Linked DNA regions of Mus musculus: region 1 is linked to region 2. The links are chromatin loops, found by intact Hi-C in ENCODE. Cell type or tissue: left cerebral cortex. All regions are shown on one strand.

Evidence for each region. Hi-C counts contacts between places; a loop is a spot of excess contacts. Peaks named below come from ENCODE experiments on the same cell type or tissue, not always from the same donor. Only the 100,000 strongest peaks of a DNase experiment are listed, where the experiment ranks them.
Region 1: a loop joins it to region 2, with 7 times the contacts of the local background. A loop is called at or near these places in 31 of 42 quality-filtered maps.

Annotation. Positions count from the first base shown.
Region 1 is chr10:75,741,011-75,749,010 of GRCm38, forward strand. Cabin1 (calcineurin binding protein 1) reads right to left here. Exons shown (of 37, transcript NM_172549.3): 8 at 6,816-6,965; 9 at 5,478-5,764; 10 at 4,219-4,387; 11 at 2,192-2,328; 12 at 1,235-1,452. Among named protein-coding and RNA genes, the nearest start is that of Cabin1, 19 kb to the right of the region's middle. In left cerebral cortex, CTCF peaks have their summits at 321, 1,925 (motif pointing right) and 3,193 (motif pointing right); DNase peaks (open chromatin) are centred at 2,497, 3,206 and 3,883; H3K27ac peaks cover 2,866 bases.
Region 2 is chr10:75,849,139-75,857,138 of GRCm38, forward strand. No RefSeq gene overlaps it. Among named protein-coding and RNA genes, the nearest start is that of Mif, 7.1 kb to the right of the region's middle. In left cerebral cortex, a CTCF peak has its summit at 4,543 (motif pointing left); DNase peaks (open chromatin) are centred at 321, 545, 1,663, 2,492 and 3 more places.

The DNA.
Region 1 (8,000 bases), 110 kb before region 2:
ACCGGCACAGCTAGGAAAAGGTCGGCCCCACTTCTAGAGTCCAAAAGCTGGCTCTACTGGTTCACACTGTTCCTGGAGGGAACAAGGCCAGTGTGGAAAAGCTACTTGGAGGTATTCCAGTGAGGTTTGCTCAGCAAGGAAGCAATGGCTCTACAGGCATGTCAACTCAGCCTGACTCTCAGCCAGAAATCTTACCTGGAATGGGCCCTGTGGTAGTCTGAATGAGAATGGCCCCATAGGCTCATAAGTTTGAATACTTATACCCAACTGGTTAAACAGTATGTGAAGAATCAGAATGTATGGCCTTATGGGAGAAGGTGTTCCACTGGGGGCAGGCGTGAGTTCCTGGCTATTTGTGAAGATGGAAGCTCTCAGTTGCTGCTTAGTACCTTCCCTGCCTGCCTGCTGCCACACTCCCTGATGATGGTGATGGCCTCCTGGCCCTCTGGAGCTGCAGGCCCCAAAGAAACCCTCCTTCCTACTAGCTTGCCTTGGTTATGGTGTCTTATTACAGCAACAAAAAAAAATAATGAAAACAGACACTGATGGCTCTTGTTTTCCTACCTCAGCATCTGGCATTCTACCTTCAAGAAGAGAAGTGGGCCTGACAGCCTATGTCTCCTTGAGCTCTAGAAAACACTACAGCAGGAGCCTGGGATAGAGAATGCAGCAGACAGGGCTGAGTAAGGCTCAGCTCCCAACTGCTGGAGGCCCCATTACTCCCCTAAAGGCCCACCTTAGCTTTTATGCTACTGTTTTCCCAGCTAATAAATATATGCACAGGGCTGGAGAGATACAGTTCAGTGGTAGAGTATTTATCCAGCATGGACAAGTCCCCCAAAACCATGCATGCACACAAAAACCTTTTTTTTTTTAATTAGTAATGGATCCTAGCTTTTCAAATATAGCCAAAGGTTCCTTTTCTTTTCCCTGGCACCACTCCCATCTCAGTAAACAACACTAGAAGCCCTCCCCATGGCTTCTTCCTCATGTCCAGATGTCTTGGCAGCTGGGTTCAAGTATCTTAACTTTATTGCACTGCCACTGATAGAACTGGCTGGTAACAAAGTACTCCATTCAGTCATTAGGGCTCTTCCAGGCATTAGACAGACCATGAGATTCCTGCCTCAAACTACACAATGGCCCAAGTTCTAGACTTGGATCAGCCCTGGACCTGTGAAAGCTCCCAGTCACTGGCTCCCTGACCCAGACACTAGCCTTAAGAGGCACTCACCTTGATGTGCTTGTTGCTGCAGTCCCTCAGCAATGGGTTGGGCAGGCTGGTGCTATGCCTCCTCCAGCTGTGGTAAACGCTAAGGACGACATCCGCCAGCCCTGGGGGCCACTTGAGCAGGAACTTGTGGCCCATGCTCTTCAGATAACGCATCATAAGCTCCAGGAGGCCCCCGTTGGTCAGGTTCTCCATCAGGAACGCATGCACATCCTGCTTCTCTGTCCACACAAGGAAAACCACCTCACCAAAATCAACAGGCCCTCCTGGGTTCAGTTTCTCTTCTCTTTGGAAGAGGACAGTTTGTGTTCTGCTTCCCCCACTCAATCTACATGAAGCTAAGGTCACACTGAAGTATTGATGCCAGGCTACCAGGGTTCAATGCTGGCTCCAACCCTTGTCAGTGGTAAACAAGCCTCTCAAAGTTCACATGTCTAAGATGAACACCAAAAGGGCTGGCCAGTGCTGCATGTGCAGTGAATGAGATCATACACACAAAACAGTGTGTGGGACATGGTACACACAGAATAGACGTGATAACACACATTAAACTTTCAAAGGCAAGCCTCTCAATCCAGTGTTAAGTCTACAGCCTCAGGAGCACAGCAAGTATGCACCTGGATCCCTCAGCTGACCACAGGCAGCTCCTCCACCAATTTTAAAAAAAGATTTATTTATTTATGTTATGTATGTGAGTACACTGTAGCTGTCTTCAGACACACCAGAAGAGGGCATCAGATCCCATTACAGATGGTTGTAAGCCACCATGTGGTTGCTGGGAATCGAACTCAGGACCTCTGGTAGAGCAGTCAGAGCTCTTAACCACTGAGCCATCTCTCCAGCCCTTTTTCCAACTCTTATGAAACCCTAGAACCACTCTGCAGAGCAGAAGCCAGGCAGGTCCCAGGCTGATGGAAGGAAGACTGCCCAGCAGTGACAGAGCACACTGCCCACTCCTACCAGATTCCATGAATGTGGCTGAGTCGAAGGACAGGCGATGAGGTCCCACATTGGAGAAGCTCTCCAGTTTGGCTTCTGCCTGAACTTCATAGTTATTAAATGGATCATCTTCCTCCTCAGGGTCCAGTTTTCTTAACCTACATGAAACATGCTAAAATCACGACAGCCATCCCGCTCCCTGTGACAGAGCATCCCAACGCCTCCTAGTAGAGCAACTAAATCAAGCCAAGATAGCATTGACTGAAACAGATGGTGAGAGCATCCACACCCAGGCCCCAGGAGCCGCTGCGTCTCTCCAGATTTCCGTGACTGATCGTTCCCACACTTGTTCATTTATGCCACCAACAGATGGCTGCTGAGCAAAGCCATGCGCCAGGCACACAACCATAAATACAGGGAGTTCATCTCCTCGGTGGAGAGGTGGATCATGAGCAGGGAAAACACAAACGGCCCACATCAGGACCAGCACCAAGCAGTTGCTTCAGACAGAGCCACGGGGACTCTGCGTTGGAGAGCAGAGTCAGAGGGAATACTCTCGGGGCTGACAACAAGGAAGGGCTAAGCAGAAGCAGAAGCTCAAGACCAGGTACAAAGGCAGAGGTGCTGAGGGGCCTCGGGGCTGCCAGCGTGGGGACACGGCACACCCATCTGAGCTCCTCACATTGCAGCACCACCCTACAGACTCTTCTAAGGACCATGTTTTGGCCACCCTTGTAGCACCTCTACAGCATAACACTCAGGGCACCTATAAACCCCACATTAACTGCATGTACACTCCAGCAAGCAAGCTGCTATACTGTTATAGGAATACCCAAAGTAATGAATACTCGAACCTCACAGAAACTGACCCAAATACAGTAGACACAGCTCCACATACACAAGGCAAGAAACAAGAGCCAGGGTATGACAGTGGGGCGAAGAGGAAGACAGATTTCACCCACTCCAAGACACTCCTTCACTCTTCCAAAGAGCAGCTGTTTCCTGTAATGCATCTCAGGAGAAACCAGCAGATGGCGCCACATCTCTGCCTTGGCTCTGTCTTAGCTGTGCACTAAACACAGCCCTAGTTCTAAGAATTGCACCCTCATGGGAGAGATGGTAGGAAGGGAACAAAGAGCAGTTAAGTGTATTGATATAAAATGGATGCATAAGTCTGCTAAAGCCTCTAGATTCCTCTTGCACTGTCAGAAACAATACTGATATAAACTGTCACTGGTCAAAATGACAACCAAAGACTTGAGATATCTGGGCAGAGTACTGATGAAACCCTACTCAAGTAACAGTGGAGGGAGAAAGACGAAGACACCGGAGATATGAGAGAAAGTCCTGGCAAGCCAAAAGTATGCCCCCAGATGCTGGGGAGGAGAATGATGGATCAGAGCGCACTCTCCCGGGAAAGCAAAAGTGGGGCACCAAGAAGCATGCCCACTGGCACAATAAATCCTAAACAGGCTCAGGAGAGAGCCCCTGGGGCTCCTGAAGAACAGCAGGGCCAGAGCAGGAGCAGTAAAAACCCAGGACAGAAGTAGGGGCCCAGGCCCTCCTGTTTCAGAGAGCTGGCACCTTCTCTCCTGGAATTCTTTGAGGAACATGAAGAACCAATACAATGAAGGAGCACGCTCCATCTTCTCAGAATGCAATGGAACTAATAGCAATATAAAGCCAGGCAGGCACACATACACTGAGAAACAGGTGGCTTCCTTCCAGGGGTTTCCATAAGCATTTGCTGCGGCCCTGAAGCACCCCAAGAAAAAGTGAGTCTCATGACTACACGTTCCTGACTCATTCATCTTGTGAGAATCAGGAAGCAGCCAGTCCCCAATGGATAAACCAGTCAGCTCCTGTATTCAGGAGGTGAGAAAAATCCAAGCACTCAGTTCAGTGACATCCACACACTCTATTCAAGCAAGCATCAAGGGGAACAAGGGAGGCACCGGTGGGGAGGGTGGGAATAGGCTGAAAAGCGCTGCTGAGAGAAAGAAGAGCAGTTTGCAGTTACATCAGAGAAACCACAAAGTGTCCAGTACCTGGACGGCAGGAACTTTACTAGCAGTCCCTGGAAATCCACTTTCTCTTCTTTTTTGCACTTGGTGTTTCGGACCCGGGCAGACCTCCGCTTTGCTGTCTCTCCACTTTCCTCTACAGTCTTCTTACGCTTTACCCCTTTCTTAGACTTATCTCCTCCAGAAACATCACCTTCACAAAGAATGATAATTAAACCATTGCACAATGGCAGGAAAGGGCCCACTGGACTCCTCTTTTACAACCCACCACCACCGACATCTTTCTTCTCAACAGCACGCAGTCCTGAGTCCCTTAATGGTCCTACCCTTCTGGAGCTGAAAAGACCTCAGGCCAGAGCTCAGGACACTCAGAGTCTTTGGGCCCTGCAGTCCATACTCCTGGGGTGGGCAGAGTGAGTGGCACTACCCACCAAATACCCAGTGATAGGATTAGAGCAAGAGACCCATGAATTATATAGAGAACAAAGGGAGCTTAGTCTCAGTCATGCATCTGAGAAAACTAACCGACCGTGCTACAGTCACTCTCTAACTGCCAGTGTTCTTTTGTGGAAGAAAAATCAGAAAACTGCATGGGAATTTATGGTACAAACTTTTTACAATTCCATTAGTAATTAAAATGCACTACCACACATGGCAATGACTTTAATGTTTTCTAAGATCCAAGACCTAGAAATGCATATACCTAGCAAGACAGGAGGACCAACAGCAAAGACATAACGAGGGGAAGAGACACTTTTTTTCTTTTGAGACAGGGTTTCTCTGTGTGTAACCTTAGCTATACTGAAACTCGCTCTATAGACCAGGCTGGCTTAGAACTCACCGAGATCTGACTGCCTATGATCCCCGAGTGCTGGATTAACGGTGTGTGCCACCATGACTGGCTAGGGAAAGAGGCAGGTCTATGCCCTGGGGCCAGGCTACAGTTTTCTATGAAGCTCTGGTTTCTACTCAGGCCACTCGCCACCTCATTTCTTGAGACAGTTTCTCATTGGACCAGTGAGTTCCCAGGATCCCCCTCTTTCCACCTCCCCAGCACCAAGACTCTAGGCCTCTGTCACTGCACTCAGCTTTTTATATAGGTGCTGGGGATTTGAACTCCAGTCCTTATGCTATTAAATCAAGTGTTTTTACCAACTGAGCCACCTGGAAGCTAGAGCTCCAGCAGGATGAATTTCCCCAGAGATGTCAAGGCCTCCTGCTCTTGCTCCTGCTGGGCTTACCACACGGGCTCTCATGAATGTGAGGCCACAAAGTCTGCTCACCCATAGGAGTGCCTGTGTCCAGCAGGCTGGGACTGTGCAGTGGGAAGCTAGCTGCGGTCACAGAGGTGTAGGAGAGCACAGGCTCAGCCACGGCAACAGTTGGATTGGTGCAAATAGGACTTGGCTGGACCACACTGACAGGTGTAACCACTACAGAGGATGCTAGCAGCTGGCTGGGATCCTGGTAGTCAGACAGGTCAATCCTCTTCCCAAGGCTGGGCCTCGGGGGCTCACAGGTGGTGAGGTGACTGTACATGGCAAGCAAGCTCTCCCCAAGGCACTTCCACCTGCAGGGAAAGGAAGGGCCCCCACACACAGTCAGCACCTGGGTAGACTTGGCAGAATCGTTCACACGGCTGTGACGACATCATTATAACCAACAAAATGCTGAATCCAATATGTGCTAAAATGGAGAAGCCCAAGCCAGAGCAGGTGCAGAGAACGAATATCTTCCTGCTCCTCACCTCAGCAGAGACCCCTGATGTTCTATTTCATTACATCATCCCCTACGAAGCAGAGATGCTGTCCCCAGCATCAGACCTGCTATGAAGGGCCAGGAGAGGAGCTCTACACCACAGTGGCAATGATCTGAGTATGGTGCCTACTGAGGGACAAGGGGTTTGGATTACAACACTGATGGCAGGACATGCTAAACTTAAAGACTCAAAATGTACCGGCAGAACTTGTATGTACAGTATGTATGCTTGAGAGAGTCTCATTGTGGCGGCTTAGTCAGTCTCAAACTCACTCTGCAGTACGATCTGGTCTGAAAACCAGAAACCCGCCTGCTCCAGCCTCCCTAGTTCTGGGATTTTCCATAATGCCACAATTTTTAAAATAAAAATTAAATGTCAAAGCTTACGACCCCAACTCCAGTGTAGCACCAATACCAGCCCTCCCTTCCAGGAAGGAGAGGGCCTCTTATACATTACCAAGCTCACAGAGGCTATGCTGAAACCCATCTTACAGAGGAACATGTCATTGGTTCTGATACGTGCACAGACTGGACAGTCAGGAAAGTTCACACTTGTGACAAACTCCAGGGTTCCAGGTCCCCAGCTGGATGGGGTCTGCCCAATGTTAATGTTCCTTCCCCTTCTCAACAGAGACTGAGGAGGGCAGGAGCCTTCCCCGTGACGGGGTGAGCAGCTTACGCACTGGGCCTGCTTAAAAGAGCTAAGCTTCTCTTTAGGAGCCTACAAGCAGATACTGACTCCAGCTCTCTAGCCACTGTGCCTCCCTACCCCTCCCGGCAGACCCAGGAAGGCTTCTCCCTCCTGTGCTGGGAGTATCTTACCAGCCTACCTCACATTTCAGAGAAACCCGGCGGACACTTACGTGAAGAAAGGGATGGGCTGCACTAGTTTCAGGTCTGGTTCCTTTTCCCGCACGATCAACGCTTGCCTCTTCTTCCGCAGCCCCAGAGCCTCATCTACAATGGCCTGCGTCTCTGCTGCACTCACTGACACATCGTGAATCGACATGTCACTAAAAGTGTATAAGATGGGGAAAGTTCAGTATTAAAGTCAGAGCCAGTGCTCAGCTTTTATAGACAGTGATACCCTTTAGTCAGTAATCTGATATGTCCTGAACATAAATTACAACTTGATTCTGACCACAGATGGATGGTTATCAGCATTTGTATACCTACATACACTGGAAATCACAGAAGCCCTTTGTTCCTTCCACAGTTTACAACAGGGCAAAGAGTTTTCCTATGTACTAATAGTTGTCACCTTTGTGTCTGAAAAGCCACAGGAAAGAAAAGATTGCCTGTTCCAACAAAGCCATTAAACAAATTATGTTCACTAAAATCAATGGTATCTTCAAAATACAGAAAGATGGGGGTCTCAAGGTCTAAGGTGACCACTCACAGCCCAAGATAAGACAATACCCTCACTCTTAGTACCCAGACAGTCCAGTGGTTCCAGCAGGACCACTTCATACAGCCACTCAAGAGACTTAATGATCTAACCGAAACATTAGTTCATTACAGATATTAGTGAACACAGGGTTAGGCTTATAGAGAGCGCAGCTCAGAGGAGTAGCCACTAATCCCCAGCAGGTGAGCACCCGGGGCCAGGGAACACCTGACCAACAAGAAGGGTTTTCTGGCTGGAGAGATTGAGGAGGAGCACAGGGCTCAGGAAGGGGCAGAGGCACCATCAGAGAATTGCAATGTTAAGGAGAAACTGTGCAAAACAGGTAGAGAAGTGGGAACGTGGCAGGTGAGGTATCTGAGAAGTTTCTACCACTGCGATAAAACATGGCTGAAAATCAACATGGGGAAGAAAAAGTTTACTTCACTTAGACATCCAGGTAACAGTCCATGACTGAGGGAACTCACACAGGGCAGGAACCTGGAGGCAGCAGCTGAGGCAGAGGCCGTACAGGGCTGCTTACTGGCTTGCTCCTCATGGCTTGCTCAGCCTGCTTTCTTTCTTTCTTTTTTTTAAAACAATTTTTTATTAGATATTTTCTTCATTTACATTTCAAATGCTACCCCAAAAGTCCCCCATACCC
Region 2 (8,000 bases):
AGAAATGATCTGGCACTTTTCAATCCTTTGGAATCTCTTCAATGTCAGAATTGGGTTGTCTTATCTACATTAAAAAAACAAAAAGGTTAGACCCCAGCACCTGGGAGGCAGAGGCAAGTGGATCTCTTGTGACGTTGAGGAGCATAGCAAGTCTCAGGCCAGCCAGGGCTACAGAGTGAGACTTTGTCTCAAAAAAACCAAAACCAAAAAGCTTTTGGAATTTTGAATGTGTCTGTAGTGACTCCACAAACCAGACAGAAGAAAGCTTGTTACCCTGACAACATTCCCTTCACCCACAAGTGGGCTGGTCTCTTATTTAATTGGTAATGACCTTCCAGGGCTAGATTTCCCTGGAGAGCTTTTCACATCTCAGACTAAGTGCAGGGCAATCTATACTTCCCCCTTCCTCTATTTCACCCCCTTACGCACATGCACATTTTTTTCTTCCTTGTGTGCGTGATGTCATATTATGTATGGTACCCATGAAGTCATATTTTTTTCTGGGAAATGTCTATTTCTGCCTTATGTAACTATATGCAAATATATGCAAACACACAAATGTGTGTGAATGGATAAAAAATGTGCACTGTCTTGCTTGTCTGAAACACAGTACACATGTGCTCACCCTGCTTGCTTCTCTGTTTTCCTTTGGCTCTTATGTATTTTTAGAAATTAAAAATACATTTTAAGCTGGGCAGTGGCGGCGCACGCCTTTAATCCCAGCACTTGGAGGCAGAGACAGGTGAATTTCTGAGTTCGAGGCCAGCCTGGTCTACAGAGTGAGTTCCAGGACAGCCAGGGCTACACAGAGAAACCCTGTCTCAAAAAACAAAAACAAAACAAAACAAAAAAAAAAAACAAAATTAATATACATATCCTATATTTCAGATGTTTTAAACCCATACATACTTATTTAAAATATACAAATAATAGGCTTTAGAAAGAAAGCCTGCCCATGGGTTGATCCTATCCACACTGTCGACACAAAGGAGAAGCCTCGTCAATGCTTTTCTGTGTCCACAGAGGAATGATAAAAGCTGCACTCTTTCCCCCTTGGCTGTGTGTTTTGCTAGGAAACGACTCCATTGAACCGTTCCTGGGAACCTGGTGTACCACCGCTCTTTTCAGCACACAGCAGTCGTTCAAGCTTTGAAGGAAGAGGAGAAATCTGTCAGTGGATGGAAGTCAACAGCTAAGACACACACCTCAGTTTTGTTTTGAAACAGGGTCTCTCTGTGTAGCTCTGTCCTGCCTGTGCCTCCTGAATGCTGGAACTAAAGGTGTGTGCCACCACAGTTCAGCAGCCTCCTCTCTCTCTCTCTCTCTCTCTCTCTCTCTCTCTCTCTCTCTCTCTCTCTCTCTCGGGAGACTTTTTTGGAACTGGAGTTACAGATCGTTGTGAGCTGGCATATGGGTGCTGGGAATTGAACTTGGGACCTCTGGAGGAACAGCCAGCATTCCTTTTTTGTTTGTTTGTTTTTCGAGACAGGGTTTCTCTGTGTAGCCCTGAAACTCACTCTGTAGACCAGGCTGGCCTCGAACTCAGAAATCCACTTGCCTCTGCCTCCCAAGTGCTGAGATTAAAGGCGTGCGCCACCACTGCCTGGCAACAGCCACCATTCTTAACTGCTGAGCCATCTCTCCAACCCACATACCTTTTTTTGTCCTTCCGTGCCTTGTTTAGTCTTGAGGACACCAACGTTGGTTATTTGTCAGACTGCATGAAGAAGAGATGAGGGGAAAGACTCCTGCTATCTCTTGCCTGGCTACCTTCTCTAGCCTTTCCTCTTTTGGGCTCCTGTAATTGGATGCTTAGAAGAGTACCATCAGCACCACACTGTGAGCTAGCAGATTCCTTCATATTCTCTCCCAAAGCTCTACCCTATTATAATGGAAGAGTCTTCTTCAGTCATAGACTCAGTGCCCCCACCCCCACCCCCTTGGTTGGGAATATGGGGTCAGAACGGGAAACCAAGGGGAGTTGTCACACACAAATTAGCAGCAAATAGGTATCTACCCACAGGGAGTCACTTCCAAAGCCCAGAGCATATTCAGAGGAGGAGAGCACCACCCCCCTCAAGGATGAGGGATGACACCCCCCCTCCCCACCCCCCGCAGAGTCGCTGTGTGGCAGCGTGCCTCCCGCATTAAGGACATTAGACCCAGCTCTTTCCTGGATGGAGGTTTTAACATTAGAATGAAGGAACAGTTTGCCTCTCAGTCCATTAGGGGCACATGTCCCTGTGGGAAGCTTGGAGACCGCTGTTTAGGGGCACAACTGTAAGGAAAACTGTCAGACAGCTTTGAGCCTCAGGGTCCTGGAGGAGAGGGGCATCTTGCTGCCTGCCCTTCCCCCACGACTTTACTGTCCACTCCTTTACCATGGGTTTCCCTTGAGATTCAGCAGCAGAACCCGCCTGTTTTATAAGCAGGATGGGAAAGGGAATGCGTGAAGAATGTAAATTCCAGCACTCTTTTCGCTTCTCTATGGACACGAAGAAAACAGACTGATGGTGGAATCAAACCACTTTTCCTCTGAACTCTTGAGTTAAGAAACCAGGAAAGTTTCTGCTTTCAGAGGAAGGATTCCTGGATGGCTTCCAAGGAGTTCCCACCTGGGTTCCTTCTGGGTGGAAGCTCTGATTTTACATAGCTGTTTTGTTTTGTTTTGTTTTGCTTTGTTTTGTTTTGATGTGCTGAGCTTCCCATCCAGGACTTTTGAGGGCCACTGATGCTCACAGCGGGGAGAGCAGAAGGTTAGAACACCTCTGAGACAGGCCTGTTTTTCTGAGAGGGGCAACTCCTAAGGCAGTCTCAGCCCTAAGCCAGCCTTGGGATGTATCACAGCTGCCTGAATGGCCTCATTCACAGGAGACACAGCTGGGGCCCCTCGTGGGTGGGCAGACACACTTCAGGAAAATGGGACCGGACCATTCAGCAGGTGGGGTGGAGGTGGGCAGCGGGGAGCAATGGAGAAGAGGGTGGGGTGAGGTAAGAAAGAAGCCAGAGCTGGACAGCCCCCAAAGGAGGGACAGAAAATTTCCCCATCGTTTCATGACCAAGGTGGTACCATAGTGCTGAGGGCAAACTAGCTCTGCCTATTGTGAGCCCAAGGTGGACTGATGGTCTCAGAAAATATCTGCAATTAACCAAGACCTAGGGCTTTGGATGGATAAACGAACTCTCCCCCCCCCCACCCCCCACGGCGCTTCTCTGTCCTGGAACTCGCGTAGTCCAGGCTGGCCTCGAACTCAGAGAGATCCGCCTGCCTGCCTCTGCGTCTGCAGTGCTTGGTTAAAGGCCCATGCTGTAACAACAAGGTTCAGATGAAAGCACTCTTAAGGCAAAAACACAACCCAGTGGGAAAAGAACCCTCAAAAATGATGAGAAAAACGTCTGGCCACCCTCTGAATAGGTCCCGCCCCGCCCCCTCCCCCTCATACTCCTCAAACCTAGAGAAAGACCAGAGCCTGTTGCTATGAATGACAAGCAAGTTCCCCCAAATGACAAAATGAGGATGGGAAGGCCTCCTGTTCCTTGCCTAGCTGGGCCACTCCCCTCTGAGAGGCCAGTAGAGCCCTAGGGAGTGACACCCCTCTCTTGAGTAAGCAGTTTTATGAGTTTCACACATAGCATAGAAAAGGCTGAAAATGGCCTGAACTTGTCATTAGGTTAAGTTGTTGTAAAAATGTCAAGATATTCTTTTCCCAGAATTGGCCTCTGTTCCTTAAGTTTACTCACTAAGAGAGATAGTCTCCGGTCCTTAAGTCTGGCCCCGTAATGCAGTTAAAGGTTAACCAATGATAAACTGCCAGCCCTAAACTGGGACTGAGAAGTGCTCTAAAAAATGTATAAAAGGTGTGTGCTTTAGCTACGCGGGGTCGCTTCCATCCTGATTTCAGGACAACCCCAGCATGCTGGATCAATAAACCTCTTGCGCTTTGCATCGATCTTCGACTCTGCGTCCCTGTGAGTGGCATCCCGGACGTAAGGCTTTTCCGGTCTTACAAAATCTTAACTGTGGCCTGTCCTGCATGGGGGGTGGTGGTGGGGGTGGTGGTGGGGGACAAAAAGCGATCTGCAGGCACCACAGTAGACTTTTTTTTTTTTTACTTAAAAGTATGTAGTATGATTTTCCTAGGAAGACGGAAAAGAAACATTATTCACCCCCTAATAATGAGGGCCCTAGCAAATCAAAGATTCTGACAAATCTACCTTGGCAAAATAAGATTACTTATAATGGCACGGGCTGGCATGGGCACCGGAACTCCAAGCTTTTTTGTTTTTGTTTTCTCTGTATAGGACAGGGTTTCTCTGTATGGCCCTGGCTGTCCTGGAACTCACTTTGTAGACCAGGCTGGCCTCGAACTCAGAAATCCGCCTGCCTCTGCCTCCCGAGTGCTGAGATTAAAGGCCGAGTGCTGGGATCACGCCCGGCTTGCTTTTTTTTTTTTTTTTTTTTTAATGTGATTGTCCTACACCCAGAGCAAAATGATATCTGGGTTCAGAGCGCCACCTAGTGTTAGCTCATCAGAGGTGGCTCACTAGAGGCATTGAGAGGACAAAAGGCAAAGATACATTGTGACCGGAAAGTTGGCCTATTGTGCAGCAGTCGGGCGCACAGAAAAACTGAGCATCTGGCTAAAAGATGGAGTCACTCTGGTCAAGTCTTAGACAAGTGTAAAGTGCTACTTGTAGAGAAAGCTGGAGTTGAGCGGACGTGTGTGATGTGCGTGAATTTAGGCCTTCTCTGGAGAAATCTGAGAGAAGGGTCACCCTGGGGTGGGAGGGAAGTGGCAGAAGAGAACTCTTTTGGCATTCGAATTTGGGCCACCTAAACCTATATTACCTGCTAATGTGAGAAGGGAGTCCTCCAGGGATGACCCCCTCCCCCAATACATTACCCAATCCCAGGTGACGGTCAGGCCTAAACACATGTACATATGAGCCCACACTGAAGGTTGTATTTTATAAATAGATACAAATATATTCACATGTTTATAAATATATATATGTACATCTATCCCTCCTCTGAGAACTGACAGGTTCCACTCATAGAACAGTCTAAGTACTTTAACAGCCCGACCTAGACCCAGCCCTACAGAGTAAAAAGCCCAAGCTCAGGACTTGTAATCCCACCAATCCCCACCCTGGACATCTTGGCCCCACCCCCGCCCCGCCCCGCCCCCAAATGCTTTATAAACCCTGTCTTCTGCTCAGTTCTCTGCACCTTCTGAGCAGTGGCAGGCACGGGCCTGGGTTTTTTCCTCCCAATCTGTGTGAGGTTTTTTTGTGGGGTGACTCTGTGGTAATCCTTGGCTCTCAAATGCCAGGACACCTTTCCCCTCAGAGTTATAACACAGTATATGTGTGTAGGCAATAATAACTAAAGGACCATAGAATTGAGGGGTAACCTTTGAGGAGTTGAAGCAGGTGACGAAAATTCAGTCCTCATAGATCTCTCAAAAGGATAATAAAAAAATTGTAAGAGGGAGGTAAATATATACATAAGAAATAAAAATATATACATTAAAAAAACAAAAAACAAAAAAACAACAAAAAAAAGGTTTCTAGGAACACAAAGATGGAATCTCCTTGGTAGCTTTTCAGTCTGGAGCCGTATTGGAATCTAGCTGTTAGTGGGTTTAGGAATGCCCTAGTAAGTTAGTGATTGTGAGTACAGACTCCAAGCTTGCCCGGTGGAGGGCACTGGGGACCAGAACAACTGCTATCTCTTGTACATGAGCACTGGACACACTAGCCTCGGTGGGGTGGGGGTTAGAGGGAGCTGTGAGGCCCACTGGTGGGTCTGTTTGCATCATGTCCCTATCCTGGTCCTGGACCCTCTCACCCAGAGAGTCCCACAGGTCTGGGGGCCTAGTATGGTGCTGCTTCTTGAGAATGGAAGGGGAAGGGGTGGGCGGATGTGAGGATGGCGTTTAGCTGCCCACGGTAGGGAAGACTCAAGCAGCATAGTCATCTAGAACTGTAACTCTGGCACAAGAGATGACAGGAAGGGAGCCAAGGAACACGGGTTTCTCCAGATGGCCCCCATGTCGAAAGCCTGAGCTAGTGCCAGAAGTGGAACCCCCTTCCGGAAAGTCTGGTGGCCCAGTAACCTGCCTTCTAGATTCTCCTGCCTCCAAAAGCTGTCTTAGGCCTGACTCATCTTCACTATGGAGGAAGATGAAACCCTAATTCAAGGAAGCCAAGGAAATGCCCAAAATAACTTTTTCCTCTTACTAATTTGGCTAGAACTGTAAATAAATCCATTTTTCTTCACCAATAGGGATCCTAGACTTCTTTTAGAATGTAGAGAAACTAAGATGGTGGGTTATGAACCTGCGTGTCCAGTTCAAGTCAAAACAAAGGAAAACCTCTGGACATTACTCAACCCTCTCAACAAGTGAAACACTGCTTTGGGAGAGCCACCAGCTCCATCTTCAGCTATTGCTCAGAAGACAGTGACTCAAACTGATCAGGCCACCTGCCAGCTTTAGAGAGTGGTGGATCCCTTCAGCATGGGCCCAATGGGGTACGCTGGCCGGCTCCTGGCGGAATCATCTCAGAGCGGTGCTCCAGGCCTCTGTTCACCGCATCAGCCTGATCACGTGATACTCTTTCAGATGTCCCGCCCCACGCCTCATCTCCGCACTTCGAGGCTGGTGCGGCACAAATGGAGGGGTTTTACAATTTATCAAGACCTGAGTACAGGCACAGGCCACCCGAGATGGAAAATGTGCCGATCCATCTTCACGATTGGGTGAATATGGAGGCATGGCATATATTTATATAGTGAACCCCTTCATTTCACAGATGGGGGAAACTGAGGCCCAAAATGGTGCAGAAGCAGGGAAATAATCTTAATCTCACTGATATCTGGCTCCCAGAGGGAACTGGCTGTGGCTGGTGAGGACTGGGGGTGGGATAGGGGTGGCAGCCCCAAGACAAGGGTTCTGGGGAAGGGACGGTGGGGATCTCTGAGATGCAGTTGTGCCTGATAGGAGGGCAGGGCTGGAGGGAGCCTGCACGGCTGGAGAAGCCCTGAGTGGTACCAGGGCAGCAGCCCAGAAGACCAGGAGCCCTGGAAATCCGCTTGGGCACAACCCATCTAAGAGGCTTGGGCTAAGACAGAGGCATCTGTGAGTGTCTGCTGCACCAGAAAGGCACACATGAAGTGAACCTGAGCAATTCCATGTGGAACCGGAGAAGGGACAGCACCTGAAAAGGTACAAGGTTTTGCCAGAGCTGACCAACTGTGGCAAACAGTGACCATGGGCACTGGTGGGGCCGTTATCATTATATAGGCTGATAACCTCATAGGATACTTTGGCCCTAGGGGACCACGGTGGGAGAACAGGTGGCATTTCTGTGCCCAGATTCACCTAATCAACCTCAAAGTTTCAGGTTTCATTAGATAGGCCACTTAGCTGACACTTGGAAAGCTGACTGGGCCATGGGCCTTGGTTTTGAGAAGGAACCGGCCTCATTCAGTGGGTAGTGAAGGATCATGCTTTGGAGAGAGTAGGGCTGGCCAGGAGTGGCTGGGGTCAGGGAGAGGAGGCGCAGTAGCTTCCTCCTGCAACATGTAAGGCTGACTAAGAAATACGGTGGAGGGCTGAAGTCATCGGCCCCTGTTCCACTTTTCCTTGCGCACCAAGGTGTGACCACTTTGTAGATGCTCCTACTGGTTACAGAGCCGTAAACATTGAGGCTTTGTTTTTTTTGAGAGGGGGTGGTGGCTCTTCTGATTCATGTGATCCCCTCCAAGCCCTCCACACTCACACAGGTGTTTAGCTTGTCTCCTCTGCCAAAGAGACCTCAATTTTAGACTCAGATGTGGCCCTCGGGCCAGAAGCTTGCCTCAGAGACCTTTAGACTCAAAGTCCTCATTGAGCACATAGAGCAAGTCCATGACTCTGTCCTGGGAGACAGCAGTGACACTGCCAGGTACCTCAGGCTCAGTGTCCTCATCTGTGAAATGAGGGAGTTGGACTAGA